Regions from separate parts of the Homo sapiens genome. Here regions 2 and 3 are each linked to region 1. A link is a contact called in ENCODE Hi-C or POLR2A ChIA-PET data. All regions are on one chromosome and are shown on one strand. The core of a region is the stretch at or near the end of the contact, and the rest is flanking DNA. Distances in the headings are between cores, read along the strand shown. Region 1 holds the start of SDE2 (spliceosome associated SDE2). Region 2 holds the start of IBA57-DT (IBA57 divergent transcript). Region 3 has its middle 110 kb from the start of FBXO28.

Region 1 (3,200 bases), core at 344-2,843:
TGTAACCTGGCGACACCTTCACGCCCCAGGGTTGCCATGGCACCACCTTTCCGAAATACTGCTTCCTAGGTACAATATATCTTTTTTTTCTGAAACGGAGACTCTCTCTGTCGCCCAGGCTGGAGTGCGATGGCACGATCTCAGCTCACTGCAACCTCTGCCTCCCGGGTTCAAGCGATTCTCCTGCCTCAGCCTCCTGAATAGCTGGGATTACAGACGCGCACCACCACGCCCGGCTAATTATTGTATTTTTAGTAGAGATGGGGTTTCACCATGTTGGTGAGGCTGGTTTCGAACTCCTGACCTCGAGATCCGCCCGCCTCAGTCTCCCAAAGTGCTGGATTACAGGCATGAGCCACCGCGCCCGGCCAGTACAATCTATCTTTATTATTTTTTTTTTTGTAATTTTTATTTATCTACTGGCATCCCCATGGAGGCCCTTTCTCTCCCCAACTTTCCCTCGTGTGTGAAATAAAGACCACTGAATCTATTAACTTCCCAGGCCTTGAAATTCCATTTTCGCACATACTGCCACCGCTAAACGATTTCTGAATTTTTTGTTGTTACCCCCTCAGCTAGGAGTTCCATTTGCCAAGCATTTTAACAGCAGAGAAGGCAATTCTGTGGGCCGATGCATTTGTGTTTAGCAGGCACAGATATCTCCAAATAACCTTCCTATCTTCACACTGGTGGCTTTTGAATTGTTCAGGGTTTTAGAAATACCATAATCTCATTCTGTTAAATATTAAGGGACTCTTTCGGATTCCCTGAGCCTTAAGGTTACGTTATGCAAATCTGTCCGAGTGTGTTTCCATGGTGCAGAATAAAAGTTATGGTAGGGTTTTTTGAAGCAGCATGACTATAAACGTCACTCCTGTCACTGCCTTTCACAAGAGCCCACTTGCTGTGAAATATTTTGAAAACAGAGCTGAAGTGGAGATAACGCAGTGCACAAACAGGCGGAAATAAGAATAAACCGTGCGTGGCAGGCAGAAACCCGGAGGTTGGCTGTTTCTGGAGGGGAAGAGAAGGCTCTGTAAAGCTGGAGGAGAAACCACGCCGGCCACTGTTTAGGGGCCTCCTGGGGGTCGTTTCCCTTGCCCCCTCGGGTTGGGGAGCTCCTCTAGGCCAAGGAAGCGGCCCCCTAAAACCGCTTCCGGGACTGCAGCTTCTCTCCCCACACTCTCAAGGAGCAGAGCCTTCTCGGGCCACAATTCTCCGCGACCCAAAAATAACTACACAGATGTGAGGAAAAGGGCCAAAGCCTACAGCACAAGGTGGTTCTCAGTTAAAGCCTTATCGCTTACGGCCAGGAAGCTCGAAACCTAACCCAGCGCCAGCCTTTTATAGCCGGTCCCTCGAGCCCCGCCCTAGCAACTTCTCCTAGCAACGCCTCGCCCCGTGCTCTGCCGCCTTATCTGCCTCCGCCAGGCCTTTCCTGTTCCCCTCCCCCAGCCCGCACCGCCCCGCCGCCCGGCTCACTTGACCCGCCCCAGGGGAGGGGAGGGGTGAACGGAAGCGTGAGGGGCGGGGCGTTGGAAGATGCTCGCGTCATCAAGAGGCGCCGGGCGAGTTGCGGCGCCTGGTGTCTCAGAGAGGCTTGAGGTTCGGGTAGTCGGTGACATGGCGGAGGCCGCGGCGCTGGTGTGGATTCGCGGCCCTGGCTTCGGGTGCAAGGCGGTGCGGTGTGCCTCGGGTCGGTGCACCGTCCGGGATTTTATCCACCGGCACTGCCAAGATCAGGTGAGGATTTCGGTTCCTGTTAGGAAGGAGAAAGAGGCAGACAGGTGGCAGCGCTGGGTGCGGAGTAGGTCTGTCCGGGGCGGGGGTACGTTTATTCTCTGGGGTTTTCACTCGTTGAGGCTGAGAGTTCCTCAGTGTTAAGGTGCTTCGAATTGTTACTGAGACCTTCCTTTGCTTTTCTTTTGTGGTGGTGGTTTTGCCTTCCCACCAAGAGGGAGAAAAAAACTGTTACAGGCACTTAGTCCCGCTCACAGTTACAAATACTTTGTTTCTCTTTCTTTATCCGTAAATATAATGGTCTTCTGGCAGTTGGGCCGGCTGATTTTTAAGGCTCCAGTCTTCACCTTCTTACTATGGTTATGTGACGTGTATTTTGTCCACTCATCACACAGCCTTGTTAGCCCCAGCCTAGAGAAGTATGTCATATCCAAACCCAGGCCAAAGGATGATTGGGAAGGAAAATTGATTCTTCTGGTCAGTCGTTGTGACCAAGCATTCACACGTGTGTCCTGTTGAGGGCCTGGGTTCTTAGGGCCTGTTACGTAGAAGTGTTCACTATTAATTTGATGGTCTCATTTGTCCGTGCATATTTGTGAAAACCTACCAGGGACTTCCAGAGTTACACGTGAGCTTTTACTGAACTTTCAAGTAAGTAAGCTTTTACCAGCTATAAGATATTAAACCTGTTCAGTTGTCAAAAGAATTTAGTGGTTTCCCTGAATCTAATTTTAATGTTGGCACTTGATCTAGAACTCTGTTCTTTCCGCACCTCATCCGTGCTTTCCTCGGCTATTTCCTCTGCTTACTATTTATAAGCTTAACAAATGTTAACACTGCAGTCTAGACCAAAATTTTAAGAGACTTGGATCGATTCCGTGAAGAAGCAATGTGTGTTTGCAAATAATACGGTTTTTCACTTTCCATGTTTTCCTTCCTGCTCTGTAATCCAGTCTAAAAACTGTAAGCACAACTGTTTTTGACCATGAAAATAATTGCATTCTAATTCCTTTGAAAATAATTCTTATTTCATGAGTACAGTGTTCTTTTCTCCCCCTCCCCCACCCCCGACGGAGTTTGACTCCCGTTGCCCGGGCTGGAGTGCAATGGCGTGATCTCGGCCCACTGCAACCTCCGCCTCGCTGAGTTCAAGCGGTTCTCCTGCCTCAGCCTCCCAAATAGCTGGGATTGCAGTCGCCCGCCACCATGCCTGGCTAATTTTTGTATTTTTAGTAGAGACGGGGTTTCACCACGTTGGCCAGGTCTTGAACTCCTGACCTCGGGTGATCCGCCCACCTCAGCCTCACAAAGTGCTGGGATTACAGGCTTGAGCCACTCCTCCCGGCCTATGAGTACAGTTTTCAAACTTGCTGACAATTGATCCAAAGTGAAACCAGAAAAAATAGGATCTTAATCATGAGGTATGTTGGAAAAAAGAATTTTTAAATCGGAAGCAAGAA
Region 2 (3,200 bases), core at 262-2,761, 2.2 Mb before region 1:
TTTTTACACCCAGCCAGGATATCAGGTAAAGCCACTAGCAGAGACACAATGAGTCCAAAAATTCACCCCACGTAGCTCAGGAAGTCATTAAAAAGGTGTCCATCCCCTGAAACCAAAACACAGGAGTAAGCTGAAGAGAACAAGAACCGGGTCCGCCATAGCAGGGACAGCAGGCAGGCGGCCGCGAACCAGATCCACTCCACCGGGCGGAGGTTTCAGGGATCCAGGTCCCTGGAAGCTGGGCAAGGGAAACCCAAGGCTGTAAGCAGTCAAGGCCCTGACCCGGCATGAACATCACTGACAGTCGTGATGTCAGCACAGATGACTGAGCCAAATGCCAATGTGACCAGCTATGGGGAGACACAGGGAAACACAAGGTAAACAGAACTCGGGAGTGTCACCACAAGCTGTCACTCAGAAACACAGCTCTGCCACCAGGCGGGGCCCCTGAACCCCTTGTCCCTGCGGAGGGAGAAGGGTCACCAGATGGCCCACTTGGGAGGTGCCCACCTAGAGACGCCTCTGCTCTGATATGGTGGGCTGGCCCCCAGGCCTCCCCTGGATGAGTCGCTGACCCATCCCTGGGTGTTGAGCCAAGCCCTCCTCTGGGTGCCCTCCCCCGGGTGCTGGGCCCTGGGTGAGCTTCCCCTGGGTGTCCATCCCAAGTGGAATCTCCTGGGTGCCTGACCCTGAGTGCCAGTCGCTGGCCCACCCACCCTTGAGCTTCCACCCCATCCCGGCCCTCCCCGGGTGCCCACCCCCCACGCCCTCTGCAGGCCCCGGGCGCCCGCCCTGTCCCTGGGTGCCGGTCCCTGGCCACTCCCCTGGGTGCCCGCCCCCGAGCGCCCTCCCAGCACGCGCTCACCCGTACAAGATGACGTCATAGAGCGTCCGGCCCTGCACGTTCAGGAAGTGGGCGTAGCCCGCGCGCGCAGCAGGCGGGGCCCCCGCGGCCGCAGGACTCGGAAGCGGCAGTTCATTGGTCAGCAGCCCTAGCAGGAAGGGCGCCGCGTCGGGGCCACGCACGCGCAGCAGGGTGCGCCCGTCCAGCCGGAAGCAGGCCCAGGCCGCTCCGGCCGTTGGGTCGCCACCAGGACTGCAGGAGCTGTGGGCCAGGCGGCACCTTGGGGCCGCGCGCAGCCGCCAGCGCCAGACCGGGCCGCCGCGCCCCGGAGTGGCGCCTCGAAGCAGCGCCGCGGTCGCCATCTTGGACAAGAGTGGGGCAGCGGGAAGGGCCCAAGGAAGCGGGAGGGGCGGGTGCCACAGCGGCCCCTGGCGGTGGCCGCCGGAGGGAGGCGGGAAGGGGCGGGCGCAGAGTGCGTGCGTGAGGGGTGAACGGAACGTGCGTGCCTGAGGGGCGGAGCAGCGCCGGTTGAGGCCGACTGAGAGTGCGTGCGTGAGGAGCAGGGCCTCCCGAGCTGGAAGGGGCGGGCGGGGCGAGCGTGCCTGCTGGGTGGGTGGGGCATGCGTGTGGGGCGGAGCATCGTGCGCGGGGTGTGTTTCGGGGCGGGGACTCGGCCTATCCGTCAGCACGCAGGCTCCACCCTCGGTAGGTAACGAGGTTTCTGCCGGCCTCTTAAGCGCCATCCCATGTCCCATTCGGTGGCCTTCCTCGTTTTCACCCACCCATGTCGGGCACCGTCACTCATCTCGAGAACCTCTTCATCCTCCCAACCTGAAACTCCCTGTTAAACACCCACTCCCGAGGCCCTGGAGCTCCCATTGTACCTTCTGGCTCCATGAGCGTGCCTCCTCTAGGGACCTCACAGGAGCAGAATCCTACGGGATTTGTCGTTTGCGACGGCTTATTTCACTCAGCATAGTATTCTCAAAGTCCATCCACGGTCTAGCATGTATCAGCATTTTATTTTTATTTTTATTTTTATTTTTATTTTTTGTAAAGACAGGGTCTTGGTTATGTTGCCCAGGCTGGCCTCAAGCTCCAGAGCTCAGGCAGTCCTCCCTCCTCAGCCTCTTGAGTAGCTGGAACTACAGGCGCTAGCCACCACACCAGCTAATTTTTGTATTTTTTTTGTAGAAATGGTCTCCCCATGTTGTCCAGGCTGGTCTCAAACTCCTAGGCTCAAGCGATTCACCGGCTTTGGCCTCCCAAAGTGCTGGGATTACAGGCGTGAGCTACCGCACCCGGCCGCTTCCTCTTTCCTACCAGTTCGCCAGCGTCCACGTGTGGCTGTTGTGTCATTTTTTTCATTTGCTGGACCATTGGGACTTCAGCTGCAGGTGGCAGGAGGCTCCATCCCCAAGTGTCTCCACGGATAAGGACAGGCACCATCCAGCCCACAACCCCTCCGCACCCCTAATCAGTGTGACATGATGAGACACAATCACAGCTTCAAATCACATCCTTGGTAACTTCTGCTTTTTTCAGGCCAGGGTCACCCCCATCATGTGTCTATAGTCCTCTTCAGTGCAGGATTCCAAGCTCCCCTGGAGCCCAGCCTGTCCTCCCACAGGACGTCCTTCCAGACCACAGGACGTCCTTCCAATAACTCTCGTCCTCTCTTCACAGCTGAACTCACAGAGGACAATTTAGGCAGGAACCACACACTGCTATGACATATCCACCCCACCGTGCTTTCTCGAGGAGTGATGTCCCATACCCCCTGCTGAGCAGCCCTGTACAGTGGCCACTTTCCCTGGTAGTAGGTGACACATCTACAAGGTGGCCCCAGCAGCCTTCAGCCCTAGAGTCTGACTGCCCTGGTCCAAGCCATCCCTGCCTTGCTGGCCTCCTGGGGCCCATGCACCCTGTTGACATTCCCCTCTCCACTGCCCTCCACTCAAAGCACCAAAGAAGACTTACTCAATGTGTCCTTATGGTGCAGAGTCCCAGCAAGCAGAGGTCTTTGTATCTGTTGAATAAAAAAATTCCTCATGATGCGTAGTAACATCAGTGAGGAAGACTGCACCAAGGCGCATCATGTGGTGTGGGGCCCTGCCTGGCGGCCTTGGGGGAGATGGAGCTCAACCCCAACACAGCAGGGCAGAGGGTGGAGAAGCCGAGGAGCAGCGTGGGGTCTGTGGGTGGGAATGACTAAGGAGACATCAGGGCTGAGGGGTCTGGCTAAACCCACCTCACAGGGTCCTTGCTCTAGGCAGGCAGGGTGATCAGACGTCACCAGGTGATGGTGGAGGATGAGGGACCTGGTTGGATGTCATCGAGGGTGAGATATCCAGGG
Region 3 (3,200 bases), core at 274-2,773, 2.0 Mb after region 1:
AAAAATTTTTTTTTTTAGTCAGGGTCTCACTCTGTTGCCCAGGCTGGAGTGCATGGTAGATCATAGCTTACTGCAGCTTCAAACTCCTGGGTTCAAGCAATCTTCCCATTTCAGCCTCCCAAAGTGCTGGGCCAAAAAAATTTTTTAACAATATCATCTTATCTGGTTTAGGAAGTTTACATTTTCTTTATCTGGTGATCTTCTAGTCAAAGGACAACCCAGTCAAATCTAACATCTCAATATCTTGAATTCACTTCCATCTCCTTTATAAAGACAGATCATTTATTCATGGTAACTGTGGCTGACGCAGAAATATCCAAAGTAATTATACCACTCCTTTACCTACTTACTCTTTTAAACAACATAGTACTGTATTCTAGAAAGTGATACAAAAATATAGTTAATCTACATGAATCATCTCCCAATTTTACTTAAAAATATTTCTGGTTCCTTTATTACCAAATGAAGCCCATTCTACCTTCAGTAATATGCTGTATACCAAACACACATTTTAACCTAACAGCTTAAATTTTAAGATATTTCCCTGTTTAAAAAAAAAATCAGTTCAACAACTTAATTACTTATTGACTTGCTAAGACAAATGAAGATTTGTATTTTACACACATAAGGAATGTTTATAAAGCTTCTTTTCTTCTCTGGCCTATGAAATTCTGTATGTCCATACATGGTCAAATACAAAGAAGTCAGCGACATATGGAAGAGATCCAGAAAACATAACTGCAAACTAGTGCCATTCACAGGATCCAACTGGACCCTATCATCTGCTTTTACAAGTATCCTCATGGGATCCATGGAAAACAAATTAGTTCGAGTCCAAGAATTTCAAACTTTTCTTAACAAATCTATTCCAAATGGCCACTTTCCCGTGCACTTTCCTTAAGCAGGCCACATCAACATCTTTTATGGCATCACTCAGGGTTCTCTAAGATTAGCTGCATAATTTAATACCAAAAAAATGAATCAAGAACATTGTCAAATGTTTTTCCCTGAAAAATAAATAAAACTAAAACTATCGTCTATGAATCATCTATGTATAATTCATCTATTGAGACCTCTTTTGGCATCCGAGATTCCAGAAATCAAAGGTACTCATTTTCTAATACTGAGTGTATACAGTATACAAGAGTATTAGTATACTGAGTTTTCAGTTTTACAATCTGAGGAAAAAAAGTCAAACAATGTTGATTATACAGCTTCATATACACTAACCTTTTCTAACTTAATGTTTATACGCCATTTATTAAGGTAAATTAAGAAGTTATTTAATTAAGCATATAACATTTTGAAGAGAGGGTTAAAATTTTCTGTCAAGAGCTTACCTCTACCTACACTTGCTCAAGAGGTAGCATTACAGCCAAAACTCTGAAGACATTGGAATGGCCTGAGATACTCCACTTAGCTCAAACACAAAAACTATCTATTTCCCTTATTTATTGGCTCAAAAGATGAATATCATCTTAAATGTTTCATCGTGTTCCACAAGACAATGAAAGAGGAAGTAACCAATAGTAGAACAGTTATGCCTGAAGAATACTTCCTTCTCACGAAGACCCAGGACTACTTTACTGAGAAGAAAGTTGATCCCAAAACTCTAATTTGGCTTTCTATTCTGAACCTCTCCACTCCTCATATCCCTGTCTCCTTACTGAGACCTCAAATCCCTTGCCCCTCTCATTTTCTATTAGCAACCTCCTTCCCAAAACCTTTATTTCTTTCCCTTTCCAACTCAAATCCCATTCTGGATTAACCCCTCTTTCTATTCCTATACCATAAAATTCATGACCTTCAACCTCAAAAAGAATTTCTCTGCTAATATTACTCTTATGTGCTCCTTAGTCTCATGCCTCTCCCATTTCCTAATAGGCTCTTCCCAAGCCCGTGCCTGTCACAATGCTCAGTGAAGTACCTCACATCACCACTTAAAAATGAGACCATTCCCAGTCTGTCTGAATCAGCACTGTACCTTCCATGGTACAGTGTGTGTGAAATTTATCTTTTTCCTAAAGCTAATTTCTCAATCTATTCTAGGGAACTGATTAATTTCCATTTTAGATTCATCTTGACAACCGTTTACACTATTTCCCCTATATCTTCAAGACTACTGGGCTTGGTAAAGAGCCAGCCAACTATTAAAAAGATTACATTCTCATTTTCTAACTATATTCAGGCTTCTTGAATGACTCTGACCCTGTCCATAATATGGCATGTTCTTTCCTAACTGGGCACAAGAGTTTAGATTATCTTCAGCTAGTTTTCAGTATATAAAGGAATACACCTCTATGGTTCAATCAGGAAAGAGGACTTCTACAGGATTCTACTAAGGATCAATCTGGTTCTCAAATGTTACAGGTCTTCTTTTTGGTACAGAAAAGATATTTAACAGTGGTGCACAGGCCTGTCTTAAAAATCCTACTAGAGATATTCTCTAGTACCTCCATTACCCCTTTGTTTTCAAGATAAAGAGAGTTTCCGGGAAGATATTCACAACAGAAGAGGATATTTTTGAAGTGTTACTTTAAAGGAAGGTAAAATGGGTTTAGGCAATTTATTTTGAAGCTAAGCCAATGTAAGAATTCTAAAATAAATTGAGGGCATGTCACATCTTTAACAGATGCTCACCTGGGGAGAAAATGTCTGCAATATCTAAAATGTAGGGGATTATTAGATTTTTCAAACTCCTATAAATCAGCAAGAAAATGACAGAAAATATTAAGATTACCAAAAGACTTTAATGAAATCTGAACAGTTATTGAGTACAAGACATGTTCAACCTCACTAGAAATCAAATAAAATAAACTCAAATACCTTTATATCTTTATGCACACACAACAGCAATGAGTGCCTAAGTCTACTAAGACATGCACAAGAATGTTCCCGTTAGTAAAAAACTGAAAACCCAAAGGCTTATCTACAATAAATAATAAAGGATATACTTTATACATTCACACAATGGAGTATTATACGACGATGAAAAAAACAACTACACCCAACATGAGTAAATAATACAGACATAATCTTCACTGAAAGAAAACAGATACAAAAAAGTATACGTATATAACGTTCAAGAACAGGCAAATTTATGGAGAAGGCAGTCAGTAAGGTGTTTATCTTTGGGGGTTGTAATACTGAATGCGAGTGAGCACATGGAAGAAACTAGGGTTCTGGAAATGAACTGTATA

What was found. A loop is a pair of places that touch in the nucleus more often than their neighbours do. ChIA-PET counts read pairs that join two places held with the same protein, here RNA polymerase II (POLR2A). Pooled maps may share reads with other maps.
Region 2: a loop to region 1 is called in a map of naive thymus-derived CD4-positive, alpha-beta T cell, with 10 times the contacts of the local background. The contact joins the promoter of IBA57-DT here to the promoter of SDE2 in region 1. A Hi-C loop is called at or near these places in 1 of 168 maps with a recorded cell type or tissue (naive thymus-derived CD4-positive, alpha-beta T cell), 1 of 37 single-sample maps with no recorded cell type and 9 of 50 pooled maps.
Region 3: a loop to region 1 is called in a map of CD4-positive, alpha-beta memory T cell, with 14 times the contacts of the local background. The contact joins the enhancer-like site here to the promoter of SDE2 in region 1. A Hi-C loop is called at or near these places in 1 of 168 maps with a recorded cell type or tissue (CD4-positive, alpha-beta memory T cell) and 8 of 50 pooled maps. POLR2A ChIA-PET finds 5 or more read pairs at or near these places in 1 of 52 experiments (RWPE1).

The regions. Positions count from the first base shown.
Region 1 is chr1:225,997,736-226,000,935 of GRCh38, reverse strand. It overlaps SDE2 (spliceosome associated SDE2), which reads left to right and starts at 1,593. Exons shown (of 7, transcript NM_152608.4): 1 at 1,593-1,743. The coding sequence starts at 1,624. RefSeq lists enhancers at 709-758, 839-938, 959-1,108, 1,629-1,738 and a silencer at 1,289-1,568.
Region 2 is chr1:228,163,823-228,167,022 of GRCh38, reverse strand. IBA57-DT (IBA57 divergent transcript) reads left to right here and starts at 1,511. Exons shown (of 2, transcript NR_103540.1): 1 at 1,511-1,549; 2 at 2,531-2,937. IBA57 (iron-sulfur cluster assembly factor IBA57) reads right to left here and starts at 1,219. Exons shown (of 3, transcript NM_001010867.4): 1 at 866-1,219. The coding sequence starts at 1,206. It overlaps LOC124904534 (a long non-coding RNA gene), which reads right to left. Exons shown (of 2, transcript XR_007066913.1): 2 at 1,841-2,873. RefSeq lists a silencer at 588-1,627 and an enhancer at 732-1,634.
Region 3 is chr1:223,997,599-224,000,798 of GRCh38, reverse strand. It overlaps the pseudogene SEPTIN7P13. Among named protein-coding and RNA genes, the nearest start is that of FBXO28, 110 kb to the left of the region's middle. Within about 2 kb of position 1,523, at least 3 of the 41 ENCODE cell types and tissues checked have a DNase peak (open chromatin) inside an H3K27ac peak, as active enhancers do.